Linked DNA regions of Homo sapiens: region 1 is linked to region 2. Evidence: chromatin loops called from intact Hi-C (ENCODE). Cell type or tissue: gastrocnemius medialis. All regions are shown on one strand. Links, peaks and the distances in the headings refer to the core of each region. The heading gives the core; the rest is flanking DNA.

Region 1 (2,801 bases), core at 147-2,646, 230 kb after region 2:
TGGCCTCCCAAAGTGCTGGGATTATAGGCGAGAGCCCCCATGCCTGGCCAAAAACATACAGTAAACGTTTTGAGAGGAAAAAACAAGCTGCAGGTTCCTAATGACACTGTCCACATTAAGTTTTAAAATATGGCAAGCAATACTAAATACATTCCGAATACACATGAAGTAAAATAATAAAGATACACATGAGAATAGAAAATTATAGTGGTTGCTGGGAGAGGGGCAGGGAAAGGAATGAAATCAGGGAAGGTAACATAGGGAGCTTCCACTGCATTGGCCTGTGTAGTCACAAGGCCCCACTCATCCCACACTTGGTTTAATGATCTGCTGTCACTGTCTTGAAACTCCTGTTAATGTTATCTTTGGACCTACGCTTTGTAAGTGAAATCTGATGCAGCAATGGAGCATGCATGGGAGCAAAGAAGCTTGGTGCAAAATGAAAATATGGGACACACAAATTATGTGTGTCTGCCACCATTTCTCACCACCTCATCCATACTAGCAGTCAAAATGCCCATGAACAAAGAATTCCAGTGGACCCTCAATGCACGGGAATTCGGTGAGACTCAAAGTGAGTACAAGGTAGCCGTGTTACATCTAAAATTGAAGAAAATAGATGTTCTCAAGTCAGCAAGCACAGTCCTTGAGATCAAGTGATTTGCAGGTATGATTACTCCCAGACAACTGCCTTCCCCAAACTGGTGAACTGCACTATTTCTGGTACATCTCAGTCTGGAAAGAAGAGGAAGTCACCTGTGGCCTCCAAGCTGCTTTACTAGGGAATGAGTGACACAGGCCTGCTATCCCAGTTGTTATGACCATTCGTGCTAAAGCAGCCTAGGAATTAGTAATTTTGGTCAGTTGTTTTAGTCAGCATTGGATTCGTTCATTTGCAGCTTTGGAATTTTTCTTAGTCATCAACAAATCTTTAAATTGGTGGTCACTGTCTGTAGGCAAATCTCCAGAGTGTTCTGTCAGAATGGAAAACAGCCAGGGGAGCATGGGTTGAGAAAACAGGAAGGATTTATATTATAAACATGTTACTCTGTCCGGCCTCTCATTTTCCTGGCTGGTCTGAAGTTATAGCTTTATTTGATACTTTGACATGGTTGAAATGAAAGGCAACTGGCTTAAATTACCTCGTTACAGGGAAGTGACTGCACCAGTATATAAGAAGCCAGGTTTATTCACCAAGAAATGTTCCCTGATATTCCGAATCAGAACAGATCCTATCAGGGCTGGGAAGACTTTCTGAAGAATGATAAGGGGTGCTGACTACAGTTTCATTCTAACTTCAGGCCAAGGTGTTTGCAAAGGGAGCATTCAGCTATCCTGGCTAGAAAACTAGGTGTCTTCCAGTCAGGAAAAGAGTCTGACAGAATAAGAAATCAGAAAGAAAAGCAAATCTACTCTTCAGTGTATGAGGTGAATGTTATCACTGTTTTAATGTACATTCAAATAATATGGGCTACGCAAAGTAGGAAGAATGCCTCAGATACAGTATTTTCTTTCCCTCTGTGAATCGTGTGGAACAGGCAGACTTATACGTGGACTGCTGAGGCTGACACTGAAGTGACCTCTGAAAGCAAACAGGCCAGGGAAACTGTTACGTAAACTGAAATGACTAGACATTCCAGGCCACCTCGGCCGAGAGTGGGCCGTGCTGACTACAGCCTGGTACCTGGAAATAGCAAGTACTTCTAAACAGAAAGGGGATAAATGCAAATCTTCTGTGATTTTACATTAAGCGTTGTATAAAATTTTGTTAAGTGAAGGAAATCTAAAACACTTCAAAATTTCAGAGAAAAGCTTTATAAACTTGATAGGTAATAACAGAAAGGCTTTGCTGTTTCAAATCTGAATGGTAGGAAGTAAATTTAATCAAAATAGCAGGCAGCAGACTGAAAAGTATATAATACAATATGGACTAATGTGTCATTAGCTCATCTTCACTGCAATGAGATTAGCTTCCCATAGCATCATAATTAGATCTTGGAATTTTGCTGGGTTAGATTTATGTCCAAATGACATACAGCCAGAAATAAGTTTCATGCATTTCACACCAACATTTTGACTTATTTTAAATAAGGCTGCTATTAAAAAATCCTCACATTTTATAAACTGATTATGAGTCACCAAACTCTTCAAAATCCCTTAAGTAAACAGTCTAAAAAATCCAATTTGAACACTGGTTACATTGATGCTGGCTGTATTTTTAATCAACCAATAAGCTTTATTTGTAAAACCAAAGATTTGGTTTGAAAAAGACTTATATTTGATGTACTTCACACCAAAAATTTCCATATTCAAATAAATTGTTTTTATAAAAATCCTACAATTCTATATACTGATTGAAATCATCAATCTCTTCTAATGCCTTTTCTTAAAGTAAACAATCTAAAATTTTGAAAGGTAGCTTCCTTGATGCTTGAAGCTACCTTCAAATTTTAGATTTTACATGTAAAGCCTATTAGTTTATTAAAAACATTATTATGATTAGTTTTTAATGAACTAGTAGACATCATTTGTAAAATTTAAAGTTTGGTTTCCAAATGCCAGGAGGCCTGGGTAGAATCATCAGAGAGGAGTCCTGTATTTCCTTTGTGCATGAGAGTTAATAGGATTAGGGCTGGAAGAATTGAATAAACCCTGAGCTGGTTAAGATGGATGTATCACATTTCAGAGTCCCCATTTCATAACCGGCATGCCCCACATTTCACAAAATAAAACACGCTGGTGAGCTTATTTAAATGATTCTTCAGAAATACACTGATTTCAGAAACTTGAAAAGGGCACGC
Region 2 (2,801 bases), core at 161-2,660:
CCCCTCCTGGTGGGCGCCCTTGGACTCCACCTAGAGGCTGGACCCTGTCCTGCCCGTGGCTTCACATGGCATCTCTAGGCAGAGGGACCACACCTGCCCCTGGATCACCGGCCCGGAGAGCCCGCCGCCTGTTGGGCATCACCACTGGCGGTGTGAAGACCCTCTCTGCTTACCACATCCCAGGTGGGCCCACCTGCTCCACCCACCTCCCGCACCCACCAGCTCCCCATGTTGCCGATGGCCATTCCATCCTGCCAGGGACTCAGGGCGAGTTCTGAAGCCACTCTTGACCCCTCCCTTTCTCCCACCTCCACATCCAGCCCGTCGGGGAGCCAGGAAGCTGGCCCTCTGTCACTCCCCGCTACTCACTGCCTAGGTTTCAGACATCATCTCCCGCCGAGTAAATCACGTGTACATGTACAGAATTTAGTATAAGATAAAGACATTGCCATCAACGGGGAAAAGATGGTATCAGGAGTAAAACTGTTACAGAATAAGCTCCCCAGCCCTCTGCCTTTCCCAGCGTCGGCATCTGGAGCATGGCTCGTTCTGGGATCTGTGTGTTCTGAGAAGCCTCTAGCAGTTCCCCTGCTTCGGAGAGGCAGGGAGGCTGCAGCCACTCTGGGGAGATGCTGCATTACTTACTTAGATAAATAAGGATTTCGCTTATAAAATTGAAGCTTCCCTCCTCCCAAAATGCAGAAAGCATTTTCTGGTCTTTCATTTAGAACTTCTTTGTTCCTCAGTGGTTTGCAGATGGTCACACCCTGTCCAGCCCCGGCCACTCCCTCCCGGCCCACCCACACCCCTGCGTGCAGGTCACTGCCTCAGGGCAGACTCTCCAGTCCTTTGGAGGGAGGAAGGGGAGCTGAGAGGATGCCGATCTCACGAAGAGGGGGCGGGACCCAAGGCTCCAGCGCATCCCTGCGGACTTCCATGCCTCCTTTCAGGCCAGGCCGTGGGGACCCCCCACGCATCTCCCTTGGCTGTGTCTGCCACAGGGAACCCTTTCCATGCCCAACGCAAAAGCAAGAAACCACAGGAGAAAAGGTGGGTAAAACTGGCCATACAGAAATCAAAAGCAAACTCACCAAAGTATCTCAATACACATGGTAAACTGAGGGAAGAAGAAGTATTTGCAGCACATGAAAAAAGCGAATTTCCTAACTTCTAAAGCTCTTCTACACATCAGTAAGGAAACAGCTGCCAGCTCGAAACGCACGGGCAGGGACACACACGACACAGGGAACGGGACGGCAGGGGCTTTTCCACAGCGTGGCAGAAGCCCAGGTGCTCCCAACCATCTCCACGGCAGCTTGGGAAACACTCAAGGCTGATGCTCCCCATGCTGATGACAGAGTGCGGAACAGGCAGAGGAAGGGACAGGAAACTGGTACCACCTTTTCGGAGGACAGCCTGTCAAACATCCAAATTTATCAGCACCGTAAGATAGGGTGAAAAAAATCAAAATAGAAAATTGACTCTGGAAACAGTATGGTAACCTAGAACTCTGATCTATCCATTCTGCCTCTAGATGTTTACCCAAAAGAATGCAAAGTAACAGCTGAGGAAATCCTGGACGCCATGTTCCTGGCAGCACTCTCCTGGACAGCCAAGAGGCAGACAGCTGCATCCGCCAGCAGCCAAGCCAGTGCAGAAAGGAAACGTGGTCTGTGTGTATGGCAGGATGGTCCTCAGCCTTAGAAGGCAGAGATCCTACACTTTGGGAGGCCCAGGCAGGCAGATCACGAGGTCAGGAGTTCAAGACCAGCCTGGCCAACATGGTGAAACCCCGTCTCTACTGAAAATACAAAAATTAGCTGGGCATGGTGGCGCACACCTGTAATCCCAGCTACTCGGGAGGCTGAGGCAGGAGAATTGCTTGAACCCAGGAGGCAGAGGCTGCAGTGAGCCAAGATCGTGCCACTGCACTCCACTTGGGCAGCAGAGTGAGACTCTGTCTCAAAGAAAAAAGAAAAAAGAGGCAGAGATCCTGAGCACGCCACAGTATGGAGGAACCTGGAAGACTTTATGTTAAATGAAATCAGCCAGACATAAAAGGACAAAGATTTTATGAATCCTCTCATATGAGCTCCCTAAAACAGGCAAGCCTCAAAGACAGGAAGCTGCATGGTGCTTCCCAGGGACCTGGGGGAGGGGAAGTGGGGCACGAGTGTTGAATGGGTCCCGTTTCACTGGGGAAGATGAAAAAGTTCTGCAGGCGGATCGTGGTGAGCTGCACAACAATGAAGACACCGAGGCTGCTGAGCTGGGTCCTGACACATGGTTATACTGGTCAATCTTATGTGTATTCTGCTGTAATAAAAGCACTAAGATCGAAAAAGATTATATATCCTTTCTCCAAGGAGCAGACACCCAGTTCTCCTGACCCCACTCCCTCCACTGCAGACTGCAGGGATCCACACTAGTGCGCACATCTAGGGCTTTCCCCGTGGATATGCCGGCGCCTGTGCGTGTGCAGGATGCGACAGCCAACAACCACTGGGGCAACTCAGAGGTTCACATAAAGATATAAATGAAAGGAAACAGAGAGGGAGGAAAGGGAGAGAAAGGAGAAGAGCAAGAAAGGGGTGGGGGAGAGAGAGGAACGAGAGAAAAAAAGGAAAAGCCTGCGTGCAAGCAAGTGCACACTCTTACCCTTGAGCCCGGGCCTGCTGTCCACTTCACACACACTGACCCAACAAAGTCAGCTGAAGCTTACAGAGGAGGAAATGCAAACACAGAGAGGCCGAATAATGTGCCCAAGGCTACACTGAGGCCATCTAGCAGGGCTGGGACTT

The links. A loop is a pair of places that touch in the nucleus more often than their neighbours do. Peaks named below come from ENCODE experiments on the same cell type or tissue, not always from the same donor. Only the 100,000 strongest peaks of a DNase experiment are listed, where the experiment ranks them.
Region 1: it touches region 2 in a loop (2.7-fold over the local background); 2 of 110 quality-filtered maps call a loop at or near these places.

Annotation. Positions count from the first base shown.
Region 1 is chr9:94,866,195-94,868,995 of GRCh38, reverse strand. All of the region lies in intron 5 of AOPEP (aminopeptidase O (putative)), which reads right to left. Among named protein-coding and RNA genes, the nearest start is that of MIR2278, 58 kb to the right of the region's middle. RefSeq lists a cis regulatory region at 2,791 and an enhancer at 2,707-2,801. In gastrocnemius medialis, for the core only: no CTCF peak of the experiment used is centred there; a DNase peak (open chromatin) is centred at 1,605; H3K4me3 peaks cover 1,531 bases; H3K27ac peaks cover 2,500 bases.
Region 2 is chr9:95,093,848-95,096,648 of GRCh38, reverse strand. It overlaps a transcript of AOPEP not described here. Among named protein-coding and RNA genes, the nearest start is that of MIR3074, 9.2 kb to the right of the region's middle. In gastrocnemius medialis, for the core only: no CTCF peak of the experiment used is centred there; DNase peaks (open chromatin) are centred at 1,318 and 1,608; H3K27ac peaks cover 2,500 bases.